Regions from separate parts of the Homo sapiens genome. Here regions 1 and 2 are each linked to region 3. Evidence: chromatin contacts called from ENCODE Hi-C or POLR2A ChIA-PET data. All regions are on one chromosome and are shown on one strand. Each heading gives the region's core, a stretch centred on a gene start or an enhancer-like site at or near the end of the contact. The rest is flanking DNA. Distances are from core to core; before and after follow the strand shown. Region 1 has its middle 19 kb from the start of LINC02421. Region 2 holds the start of LINC02421 (long intergenic non-protein coding RNA 2421). Region 3 overlaps LINC01479 (long intergenic non-protein coding RNA 1479).

The links. A loop is a pair of places that touch in the nucleus more often than their neighbours do. ChIA-PET counts read pairs that join two places held with the same protein, here RNA polymerase II (POLR2A). Pooled maps may share reads with other maps.
Region 1: a map of Calu3 shows a loop between it and region 3 (6-fold over the local background). The contact joins two enhancer-like sites. A Hi-C loop is called at or near these places in 2 of 168 maps with a recorded cell type or tissue (Caco-2 and Calu3), 1 of 37 single-sample maps with no recorded cell type and 9 of 50 pooled maps. POLR2A ChIA-PET finds 5 or more read pairs at or near these places in 1 of 52 experiments (SK-N-SH).
Region 2: a map of left cardiac atrium shows a loop between it and region 3 (3-fold over the local background). The contact joins the promoter of LINC02421 here to the enhancer-like site in region 3. A Hi-C loop is called at or near these places in 10 of 168 maps with a recorded cell type or tissue (Caco-2, PC-3, PC-9 and 6 more), 1 of 37 single-sample maps with no recorded cell type and 7 of 50 pooled maps.

The regions. Positions count from the first base shown.
Region 1 is chr12:67,746,308-67,750,103 of GRCh38, forward strand. No RefSeq gene overlaps it. Among named protein-coding and RNA genes, the nearest start is that of LINC02421, 19 kb to the left of the region's middle. Within about 2 kb of position 1,609, at least 11 of the 41 ENCODE cell types and tissues checked have a DNase peak (open chromatin) inside an H3K27ac peak, as active enhancers do.
Region 2 is chr12:67,728,004-67,732,274 of GRCh38, forward strand. LINC02421 (long intergenic non-protein coding RNA 2421) reads right to left here and starts at 1,472. Exons shown (of 5, transcript NR_110063.1): 1 at 1,393-1,472.
Region 3 is chr12:67,941,029-67,945,108 of GRCh38, forward strand. All of the region lies in intron 2 of LINC01479 (long intergenic non-protein coding RNA 1479), which reads left to right. Among named protein-coding and RNA genes, the nearest start is that of LINC01479, 14 kb to the left of the region's middle. Within about 2 kb of position 2,448, at least 2 of the 41 ENCODE cell types and tissues checked have a DNase peak (open chromatin) inside an H3K27ac peak, as active enhancers do; they include heart right ventricle, where a contact is called at or near this core.

The DNA of each region.
Region 1 (3,796 bases), core at 359-2,858, 200 kb before region 3:
TGAGATATTAATTTGTCTAATGTAAAAAACAATTTGTGATCAAATTAGAGAAATATGTTGTAAAACATTTAAATTATTTGTAGTGAGATTTTTCAAGTCTTTCAATATGCAAATGAGCAATGAGAATCTTTAAGAGCAGGTATAGAATGCAGTACTTTTTAGATGTTTGACCAAAGAATTTCTCTCCCTCTTCCCCCAACAAAGAACTTCTCAACGGACGCAATTTGCAAAATGCAAAATGCAAAATGTTTGTACTCCTCACTTAGGATACAGACATCTGCTGGACTAAGTTTATCCCCTGCCAGGAAAAGGGACTGAAATTGACATTGAAATTCAATAAGGGAATTAATATTTATTGAGAATCTCTTCCGTTGCAGACACTATGCCAGGAACTTCAAAAATATATATTGACATAATTTTCTCATTTAGTACATATCCTTCTGTTAATACTATGAGGCTGATATTATTCCCATTTTATAGATAGTGAAACAGTAGCTCAGTTGGTTAACCTAGCCATGGCCAACTAGCTAGTAGGTGGCAGACCCAGCATTCCAGCCTACATTTGTTTGAAACTAAAGCCAGAACATTTTCCTTTCCACTTGGCTGCTTGAGGAACTGTGGCAACTATCAGCCAACCTATCTCATATGTAACAGTAAAAATAGGCACAAACACAATTTTTTAAAATTAAAATTTATTTATTTTAGAGATAGAGTCTCACTTTGTTGCCCGGGCTGGAGTGCAGTGGCCTGATTATAGCTCACTCTAACCTTGAACTCCTGTGCCCAAGTGATCTTCTCACCTCAGTCTTCTGAGTAACTGGGATTACAAGTATGTGCCACCATGTCCAGCTAATTTTTTAAAAGATTGTGTAAAGATGGGCGTGGGGGTGGGGGTGGGAAGGCAGAGGGTGGACCTGGCTATGTTACCCAGGCTGGTCTTGAACTCTGGCCTCAAGTGATCCTCCCATCTTTGTCTCCCAAAGCACTGAGATTACAGGCATGAGCCACCACATCTGGCAAAAACATGACATTTAAAAAGTTTTAGACCAATTTTGCATAAGGAACTAAGAGAACCAGGCAAGACTACTGGGTATGGTTGTGCAGATTGTACACTGCACCATTCGAGGGGAAGCCATGTGACTGGCACCCCCTAAAATAAAGTGCTGTCTTCAACGTCAGCAGCCATATGTGCAGCTCTGGAACAGGAACAGATTGGGAAAGGTAGCCAGGTGCCATGGTACTTTGAGTTTTCAGATGCAAATATAAATTTTGAGCAAGAAATTAGGACAGAATGGCAACCAGTTTTAGGAAAATAATATATGTAAAAACTCACCTCGAAACAGGTAATCAAAACTTGCACATAGTACAGTATTGGCAAGAGAGGACTGGTACATCCTGATAAGCCAAGAGTTTGGAGTCACTTTTTATTATATTCATAATCACTATGTTCCTAATATCTATGGATTCACTCTCCTCCCTTTTTTTTTCTTTCTCCTTTTTTCTTTTTACCATCTTCTGTCTTTTCCAGATGTTTCATTTGAGCTGCTCTGCTCCCCACTGGTGGCTGAGCCAGGCCTGACCAGGGCAGGAAGGGTGATCAGTAGCCTCACACACAGCAGCTGGTAGAGTCTGAAGGTCACGCTTGGCCTTCCACCAAGTGTCCAATGTGCTGGGGATTAGCCTCTGAATCACAGCCTTTCCCTTCTCCTGCCATGTTGGCCCAGCCATACAAGAGGCTCTCTCTGCCCAGCACACAAGTCCCTTGCTGTGACTGGCATTCTGCTGTGAAAACCAGATTACTTATTAGACTTTATCTTCAGTGAACCTTTGACTAACTTCTGCATGGGACTGGAATATGATCTGCATACCTTTCATTACTGGCCAAGATTTTCATTGTGCATATTGGAAAGCATACAGACTTTGGTGTCAGATACTCAGAGGAACAAAGTCCAGCCTTAACAATTACTAGCTGTGTCACCTAAGACAAATTACTCAACTTTGCTGGACTTTGCCCTTCTCATCTATGAAAGGGCGTATTAAGGAATGGCTCACATGAAGGATATCATCTATATGGGTTTGTATTACTCCTCCCTTGTTTTTCTGAGGAGGTCCCATGGAGTAGATATTGGTTACAGTGTTTTCAGTTGCAGGAAATGGTGACTCAATTCAAAGCAATTTAAACAGATAGGATATTTCTTGGCTCATACAAAACAAAATCCAGAGGTAGGACAGCCACAAATCTTGTTGATCCTCCTGCTTAATTATGTCATCAATAAACAATGGTCCCTCTGTCTCTCCACACAGCAATCCACAAAGAAGACTTCATCCTAAGGTAAATGCTCTACTTAGTAGTATGGTTGCTTTGAGTAACAATTGGTGTCATGTGCTTCTCTGTTCACTTCCAGAGGGAAAATCAACATTTCTCACTGATCTTTGGAGCCCAAGTTCTTCCTGTTCATTTCCTTGGACCAATTTAAGTCATATGCTCTTCTTGAATCAATAATTTTAGTAGGGAAAGGCTAGATGCTGACTGGTCTAAGTTCCTGAACCACCACTGGTTAATGAATCACCATGATTGACTAAGACCAGTAAAAACCATTCCTAACTGTATTGCAGGTATCTAATGTGGAAGGGGTGGGGTGAAGGTTGAAGAATCAGACTGTACAGGGTGAAACGCTTGAGCTTTGGTTTATATCCCTACCTGGCAAGTACCAATGGGGTTACAATTTCTGAACTGCAATTTATCCATCTAGAAATGGGGGATAAAAATAGTACCTCTCTCACTGGCTAGCTTCACAAGATTTGTGACGCCCTTAGCCCTGAGCTTAGCAAATTGTTTACAAATTCTAGGTGTTATTATTTCTTTATATGCCTAGAAATGTGGTGCCACTTGCTATATTTGTTTGTTACTTGATTCCTGGATTCCTACCACGGACTCCTCTGCACCAGGGTTGCTGAATTCCATCTGCACATTTCATGCCCTCTCTACATTGTACCTCTGACAATTCAGTTGCTCATGAAGGGTTGACTGGATTAGTCATTAGTCCCTTCTCTCTTTCAGTACTGCCCCATCAAATCTAGACTTAAAACTCTTAAGTCCTCCCCAGTGACACAGGGTATTGAGGTCCCAGCTTGCTTTGTGCCAGGGTGTGATGGTTGGTTTTGGGTATCAACTTGACCAGATTAAGGGACACCCAGATAGCTGGCAAAACATTATTTATTCTTACTACTTCAGTAGGCACTGAACTTGTTCCTCAAAGCCAGGTGACTTGGAGTTTGGTTAAATGATTGGGCTGCCCGAGGTGTGAGGACGTTTGCAGAGGAGACTGGCATGTAAGTCAGTGGGCTGAGTGGAGAATATCCACCTTCAATGTGAGTAGGCACTCTCCAGTTGGCTGAGGGCCTAGATGGAACAAAATGGGAGGGGAAGGATGACTTCTTACTCTCTCTTCCAGAGCCAGGATGCCCATATTCTCCTGCCCATGGAGGTTAGACCCCAGATTCTCCCATCTTTGGACCCCAGCACTCACACCAGTGGACCCTTGGGCTCTTGGACCTTTCGCCTTGAACTGAGATTTACACCATTGTCTTCCTTGGTTCTAAGGTCTTCAGACTTGGACTGAGCACACTGCTGGCTTCCTTCATTCTCCAGCTCGCTGACAGCCTATCATGGGACTTCTCAGCCTCCATAATCAAGTGAACTAATTCCCCTAATAAGTTCATTTTCCCCTCTTTCTATATATATACATATCCTATTGGTTCTGTCTCTCTGGCAAACCCTGACTAAATCACAGAG
Region 2 (4,271 bases), core at 222-2,721, 210 kb before region 3:
CGGTCTCCCTTAAAATACTGCAGCTGTTACATTAATGGGTGAGGATCCAGGGTAATATCAAGGAACAAAGATTGTTGAGTTTGATTAGTTCTAGTGGATGTCATCTTCAAAATGCAACTAATTTGATAATACCAGAGCATTTCTGAGGGAAGAAGGAAAACAAGGATAATGTTATGTAAATAGACATTATTATTTTCATCTCTTTGGATGAAACCGTTGACATAAACCATTCTAGAAGCAAAATGAAGCAAGGAAGTGAGAAATGAGTGAAGCAGCCCTTTCTGTCTGTAAATAATTGCAGGGTGGGCTGACAGCTCTGGGCCAGAGGCTGTAGAGTGGGCCCAAAGCAGGCTGGCTTCCCCCTAGTAATTGTCATAGTAGCTAGCATTTATGGATGTTTAATATATTCCAGGCCCTTTCCTAGCTGTTTCACATGGATTATGTAATTTAATCTTCACTGCCATCCTGCAAAGTAAGTACTATTATCACTGTCATTTTACAGATATGAAAATTGAAGCTTGGGAACGTTAGGCAACCTCTCAAGGTCACACAGCAAGGAGCGGAGCTGGCATTTGGACTCAGGCCTACGGCCTCCTGAACACACTACATTCTATTGTTTCTAAAAGCTTGCTAGGTAAGAAGGGCCTTATTATTTATAATCCACCAGGGGCTTCATCCTCTAGTTTCAAATTGAGCCGCTTTTTTTCTAATTTGATGGCTTAGAAATAGTCACTGTCAAGCCAAGACCATTTTTATGCTGTTGTGTTTGAAATACTCTCCTTCCACCTGTCTCCTTTCCCACCTCCCCTAGTTCTTAAAGCTGGTCTACAGAAGAATTAAATATCTACCTAATTTGAAAACAAGAGGGAAGGATGGCCCTGGAAATGCTTAGAACTAAAATTTGGGTTTTGAACCTACTGGCAGTATTCTTGCCTTACTCAGTCTAGTGACTTGAAGATGGCCAGTGGACATTAAATGTTCCTGGAGACTTGAATCACTATTAAAGCCCAACTCATCCTTGGTTCAAATTCTTTTATAAAATAAGAACAAAGTTTACGCAGGTAGTAAATAAGTGGTAATGCATATTCAGCACTCAAGTCAGGCTTGATTATCTCCACTAACCTAGAGAAAGGTTAATATGAGAGTGTGCATCCAATTTTCCTGCTCCCATTGAGGGAAATAAGGTGGTTTCATCTAGACGTTTGAGCCTCAACTCTTTCTACTTTTTAGTAAATAATTTGTTTGTTCTCATTCTTTGGAAGATGAATTCTTTTTGAAAACATTGACCTCTTTTATCGCTTTTGGTTGTCTATTGTCTTTGTCCATTGTCTGTTGCTGTAACAGAATACATGAGACTAGGTAATTGTTTTAAAAAAGAAATTCATGTCTTACAGTTCTGGATGCTGGGAAGTCCAAGGTCGAGGGTCTGCCTCTGGTTGCTTCTGGTGAGGGCATTGTGTTGTGTCATAACTGGCAGAAAGCATCACAGAGAGCCAAACTGGCTTTTATAACAGACCCGCCCTCTGATAACTAAACCAAGCCTATGATAACACATTAATCCATTAACCCATTAATCCAGTAATCCATGAATGGATTAGTCCGTTCATGAGAGCAGAACCCTCATGACCCAATCACTTCTTAAAGGCCCCATTTATTAATATGGTTACACCGGGGATTGTGTTTCAGCTTGAATTTTGGAGGGGAAAAACATTCAAACCATAGTAAATGTCTAAATCAGGACATTACATTTTTCATTAATGGTAACTATTACCATCAGAATTACTGAAATTTATTTGTAGAGAAAATTTCAGATGTCCTCAAGATATCCTCAAGGTGGTCACAATTCTGTTAATAAATTATTAATCAAAGTGCTAGATCACTGAGATTTTAGTTAAGAAATCATTCTAAAAGTTCTCCTACTAAATCTGATAAAATCATTTTTCAGAGAGAATACAAATTTAAAAGTATAGTGTTGAGCAATGGAACTCATAACATTCATGTCTGAGTGCTAGGTTAGACCTAGAAGATGCTGAAAAATCTATAGTTTGAGTGGATAGGCACAATGGTGCTTCTTATTATTAAAATAGAAAAAGTGACTAAAACATCTTTTTCCAATTGGAGAGGTCTTGTTTCCTTTACCGTATTCAGCTTCCATAATGAAATTTGTATTCCTGCTTTAGTTTTTGTATCTTGTCCAGATTTTTACTCAAAATATTAGTCAAGTCATGTATTTTCACTGTTTCTCACTATTTAATTAGGTCCAAAATCTAACCATTTTATTAAGTACAGATGAATTACCAATATGTCTTCATGAACGACTCCTGGGAGATAATGAGCAAGGGGAGATTTCTATTAGGAAGAAGAAAGAACTGAACTAGTGAGCTGGATCTACATGTCTCCTGCTAAATTTAAAGGCTGCCTGGTTCTTTTTGCTTGTTAAAAGTCAATTAAGCAACAGGTTTTTATTGAGCATAAAATATTCTGGGCAAGGTAATGTGCTAGATATATTGCAACATAGTGGGAAGGGTAACACCCCACGTTTAAGAATTTAAGTCAGGAGATGAGAAATATGTACATAAAAGTATTATTAAGAATATAAGGTAATTCAAAGCAGATGGAGAATAAGAAGAAAAGAATATAAGGTAAATGTGAAATATTAGTATGAGCAGTAAGTGCTGAAAGAATTCAGAGACTAAGAGTTTGCTTCTGGGTAATCTGGAGAGACTTCATGGAGGAGGCAGGATCCAATATGTACTGGGAAGGATGGTGTGGTGGCTGAATTAGTTGCCTAACCAGCATCTATTCACTCTTCTTTTCATACTTTAGAAACCATCCCACATACAGCACACTTGTTTCAGGGAAAGCAAACTCCCTCTTAAGCTCCAAGGGAGAATCCTAATTAGTCTAATGCCAAGCCAGTGATAGTAACATCTCTTCCCTCATGATTCATTCAGAGAACTAGGCTTATGCCAATCAGTAAATTGTAGTTCCTTAGCAATTGGCATTGATCTAGGAATGGGCACAGGAGTGCAGCACACTTATCTCAGGAAAAGCAAACTCCATCCAAGTTTGGGTCCAAGCAGTCTAAGAGGAAAGATGTTTATTTCATGATTGGGCATCAGATTGGTACTCTCTCCCACTGGACATGAAAAAGACATCATCAGTTGCCCCAGTTTCTTCTGGTGACCATGTTAAGAGATGGCATGAAGACAAAGCTGATACCTGCAGGAAGGCTGAGGCTGGAGAACAGGGGAGATGCAGATCTGGAGCCCGTTCCTGTGGTGCCTGAAGTTTGATCTGCCTCCAGATCACCTATTGTGTGAAACAATATATTCTCTCAATGCTCTAGCCAGTGAGAGAAAGGCTTTCTGTAACTTTCAGCCAAAATCATCCTGTCTTCAATAGTAGAGTGGACATAAGCCGGTTGCCCTCTTGGCATTTCTTTCCCTTTTTTCTTGGCAACAGAACCCTGGTTTTATTTTGGAGATCCCTCCTCCACCATTTTGCCATGTGGTTTGAACAGGAGAGATGTTCTTTCAGCTCCAGATGGCAGTTCTCTGGATGCAGTGATTGATTCAGACATGGGCACAAGAGAAACAAGGAAAATTTGCTGAGGCTTTTGAAAAGAAGTTTTTGCTCTTTTGCATGGGAGCTGCCAGATACATGGTTCTCTATTCTCCTGGATGGCCCATGAGCAACGGGGGCCTGTGTTAGTTTCCTAACACTTCTGTAAGAAATCACCACAAACTGGCTGTCTGCAAACAACAGACATTTATTCTCTCATAGTTCTCGGGGCTGGAAGTCCAAAATCGAGGAGCTGACAGGTGATGTGCCTTCTGAGGTGCCTCTGAGGCTTTAGGGAAGAACTCTTCCTTCCATCTTCCTAGCTTCTGGTGGTTGATGGCAATCCTTGGTGTTCCCTGGCTTGTGGCTGCCTCAGTCAAATATCCGCCACTGTCCTCACCTGGCCTTCTCCCTCTGTGTCTCTAAATCCATATTCCTTTCTTCCTGTAAGAACACCAGTCACCGGACTAGGACCCATCCTAATTCAATATGACCTCATATTAATGCAATTACACTGCCAAGATCCTATTTCCAAATAAGGTCACATACTCAGGTCCCAGATGGACAGGAATCTGGGGGGAACACGATTCAACTGAGCACAGGGTCTAGAACTCTTGCAGCCATTTCTGCTATTCTGAAGGAAACCAGCCTGAGAATGAAATCAACACACAGAGCCAAGATCATCTCAAAATAAATGACATCATGAA
Region 3 (4,080 bases), core at 1,198-3,697:
GCTTGGCTAAATTCCCACTGTCCATTTGCAAAAGGAGTGGTTTATGCAATTTGATTACTTTTAAGAGCTGTCTCACCTCCAAATGCCTGCTCAAGGGAACTCAGTGACACCAACTAAGAGGCATGTGAGTGTTAAGGTTTAGAGTTGCCCGTGTTTGCTTTCTGATACAGGAATGCCGGAAGAAGCTGAGTGCTGGATGAAGGTGAAAGAGATTATCAGTACCAGAGAGCCAGCTCTTCCCTTCTTCCCCGGAAATTGAGTTGTCAGCAGCCAGTTCAAAGCAGACATGTGAGAAAATCACCATGTCTTTTTATTTTAATGGAAATAACTTAAATAGTTGTCTTGCAGGAAACATGTTTTAAAAATTGATCTTTCTGGGGTTGAGGGAAGCTGGCTATGAGCAGGGGGTCAGCCGACTTATTACTTATTACCTATTACAGTAGAGTGCTTAATAACTTTTCCTTATCTCCCCTCAAGGGGAATATTCATTAGTAGATCAGAAGATAGTGTTACTAACTTATAGCATATCCATAATCTATAGCATATATAGAGGCCAAATTTTACCTCTGATTTATCCAATTGCTTAATGGTTTTAAACCAGATTCACATGGAACCCTTTTTAAAAGCACATTGCCTCTCCATCCCAGGAGGTTGAGATTCTTTAAGTTTGGCGAGGAATCTGTATTTTAACAAGTGTATTGATAATTTCAAAGTATGCCAAAGTTTGAAACCCGCTTAGGTTAGGGACAGGTCAATATGAGAGAAAATAGTCATCTTGATTTACTCTAATAGCTTTATCATTTAGATTAAAACATACACCCAATCCGTTAATAAAAATGTTAAAATCAAGGTTTTTTAAACTCTAGGTAAACATTGCGTGAATCCTTTAGTGCTTCAATTTAGCTAAACCATAAAGTAAGTAGAAACTATGAAGATTCCTGTCTGCAAAGATGGTAAAATGCTAGTTCAAACGTCATGCCTCTGGGAAAACTCCTTGTAAATCTCATCGTCCTTTGTGGAACTCAAGTCTTCTTTTTGGTTCCTGGCTAGTAGCAAATTGTATTTACATGTTTTATCCGTGGCCACACCAATTGTGAACTTCTTGCGGGACAGACATGTTTCTATCTCCTCCCTCCTTCAACAAAGCATCACGCACACAGTAAACCCGAATAATGTGTGCTGATTTTCACTCTGTTATAGGTTTCCTAAAGTGATTTACCACTTATTTTAGAAAATTATGGACACACACAGAAGATTTAGATGAAATTACTGTAACATTTTAAATATTTGTTTGAATTTGGAAGTACATTAAACTCTTTAAGAAAAGATGTTTCCTAATCTCCAGTTATTTCTCTCAGGAAAGAAAAACACAGTAATTTGCCTAAAAGCTTACCCTTAATTTAGGTGTTGATTTAGCGTCTCCTCTAAATACAATCCCCCTTCTCTGCTGTGTAACTGTTTTTAAAAGGATTGGCAATGGATGAATAAACAACTCCTTTAACAAACATTTGAAGACCCCATCCAAACACATACACACACACAACATAAAATCTCTTTCCACATCAATTTAGTGAGCCCTTAATTTTGCTTTCTAAGCACACAATATTATAAACCACAAAACACACACAACCAGTTTAACTCCTGCTGAAATGACATGAGAAGATTCTACTGAAATGCTTAGGGAAACTGGTAATTGTGTGCTGAATTTACTATAGGCTACACCACTAGAAGAGCTATAAGTAGCAACAGTAGCAAATGTTGAGCAGTCACTTTCCTCAACTTGTCCCTGTCCTTAGGGAGCTCACAGTATGTGGCGAAGACAGATACATGAACCATTAATTACCATGTAAGGCAAAAAAAATGGCACATGGAAGAAGATGCAGCTGTGTTCTGGGAACAAGGCAAAAAGAACTGCCTGCGGTCACGTTTGACAGACTAGAAAACATTTGATCTGCCTTGAAGGATGCATAGGAGTAGGAGTTCACTCAAAGATATTCCACTAAGAATAGGCATTATGTTCATCCAGCTTGCTTTTCAGGTAGTTCAGGTTAAAACAGGCTCTAAAAAAAGTTTAACAAGAAAATATATGAACTGAGGAAGGATTAGATGCAAACAGCCCAGCCAGTACATTTAGACCACATAAAATCCAGTTATGCTCATGAAAATGCAGGCAGCAGGATGTCCAATTTAATAGGAGAGGAAGAAAAGGAAGGGCACATAAAATAGAAAGGATTTATTCATTTTCCCCAATAAAGGCTAAGCACTTTCGTAGGTTCTTTTTAATTCATGAACTTTCCAATTCATATTCCAGGTACTAATCCTGCTGTTCTAAAATAGCTGTTGTGGATAACGGGATTTTATGTAGGCCACATGTCCTTAATTTTTATTTCTGCCTCACTCAGCTCAATGTCTACTCAAATTTGTTGGTCATAAACCAGGTATTTAATTAGATTACTTAGCGACACCTAGTGACCGAGATCGGAACCAAGTGCTATTTTAATACAGTGGAGTGTGTGCCTCTGTTATTGTCATGCTTTAGCCCAAGACAGCCCTCATTATTCCAAGTTCTCTTTTCAACCCATTTCATCCCAATGATACTAAAGCAAACCCATGCCCAGTTTGGCCTGAAAAACAACTAATTAGAGAGAGGAAGTGAGAAAGAGAAGAACAAGGGAGAGAGGGAAGGAGGTGATTGAGGGAATAGGTTGGAATCACAGAAGAGACAAGATCAGCAATGAAGGCTTCTATTTTTATGTATTTATTTGGCTGTGTTCATATCAAGAAATGGAAAGAAAGGTAAGACCACCTTGAAGCAGAGAAGGAATGAGAACCAGGGGCAGTCCAAACAAAGGCTCAATTCATATTTTGTTTCTCTCTTTTCCACTTGTATTTGAAAGGGCAGAATAAACATGTTTTGATGATTTTGAAATCCAAGATAGATCCAAATTTAAATGTTTTTAAACAAAAGATAGTTCTCATTGTCATAAATTATAAAATGCCTTTCTCACTTTGCAATTCCTGTTCTTTCATCCCTGTCTATGCATCTTTTTATATCAATTTGTTTTTCCCACTAAATGGATCTATTCGGATGGAGTCATTACTGAGTTGGCATTGCTCTAAAAATAAGCTGATGATTTGCTATCTGCAGTACGTGCTGTCAAAAAAAAAATCAACCAAAGTAACAAAGCAAAATAAACATAGTAATTAACACGTTAAATTAAAAATCAAAATATAACAAAAATACTAGAAGACAATGTGAGTCACGTGACAATTTTAAATGAGTTGAAGGTGCTGATTCTAGGCAAATTCCAACCAAGGGTTCAGAGGGAATCACAAAAGAAAGTGCTGTTATACATTTTTGAGAAAATACAGAGAACATGAACAATGCTAAAGGACTGAATTCTAAAACAGATTTTTAAGAATGCAGACAAGTGAGCCCTCAACTGTAAACATGACGCTGGCACAGCCAATTAAGCAGCGGTCTTTCCCTGCTGTGGTCCAGCCCCTTTGCCAACAGTGGGGTTCACACCCTACAAGTTGAGACCCTTGCAGGCTCCGGGTCCACTGAAACTAACTGAAACATAAGGAGTGACTTGCTCCTTGGAGTTGGAATCCACAGATGATGTTATACAGACTAGCCCTGATTCTGAGGCCAGAGGTCCCAGTGGGCTCCACTGCTCCAGGGTGCAGACATGGCACTGGACCATCATTCTCCCTATTTTTCTCCCCTACCCAGTTAGCCATTATGTTTTATTGTATTTGTACAGACATTTATATAGATTTCTACCATCCCATTGCATTGTAATAATATATTGTCATGTCTGTTTTTCTTCTGTTAAACTATGACTTTCATGGGTGGAGTCACGCTGTGTAGTCTTTGACTACTAGCCCAGCCTATTTAATTGTTAATTAAATGTTAACTGAGCATCTAGTATGCACTGTGCACTGAAGTGGGCTTTGGGGATACAATGAAGAAGATGTATGTCCTGGCCTCAAACTACTTAAAATCTGGTGGAAAATACAAGGAAGACTTTACTTCATTTTGGTATGTTTTAGTAAGTGCTAAGATGGGGGTAAGCA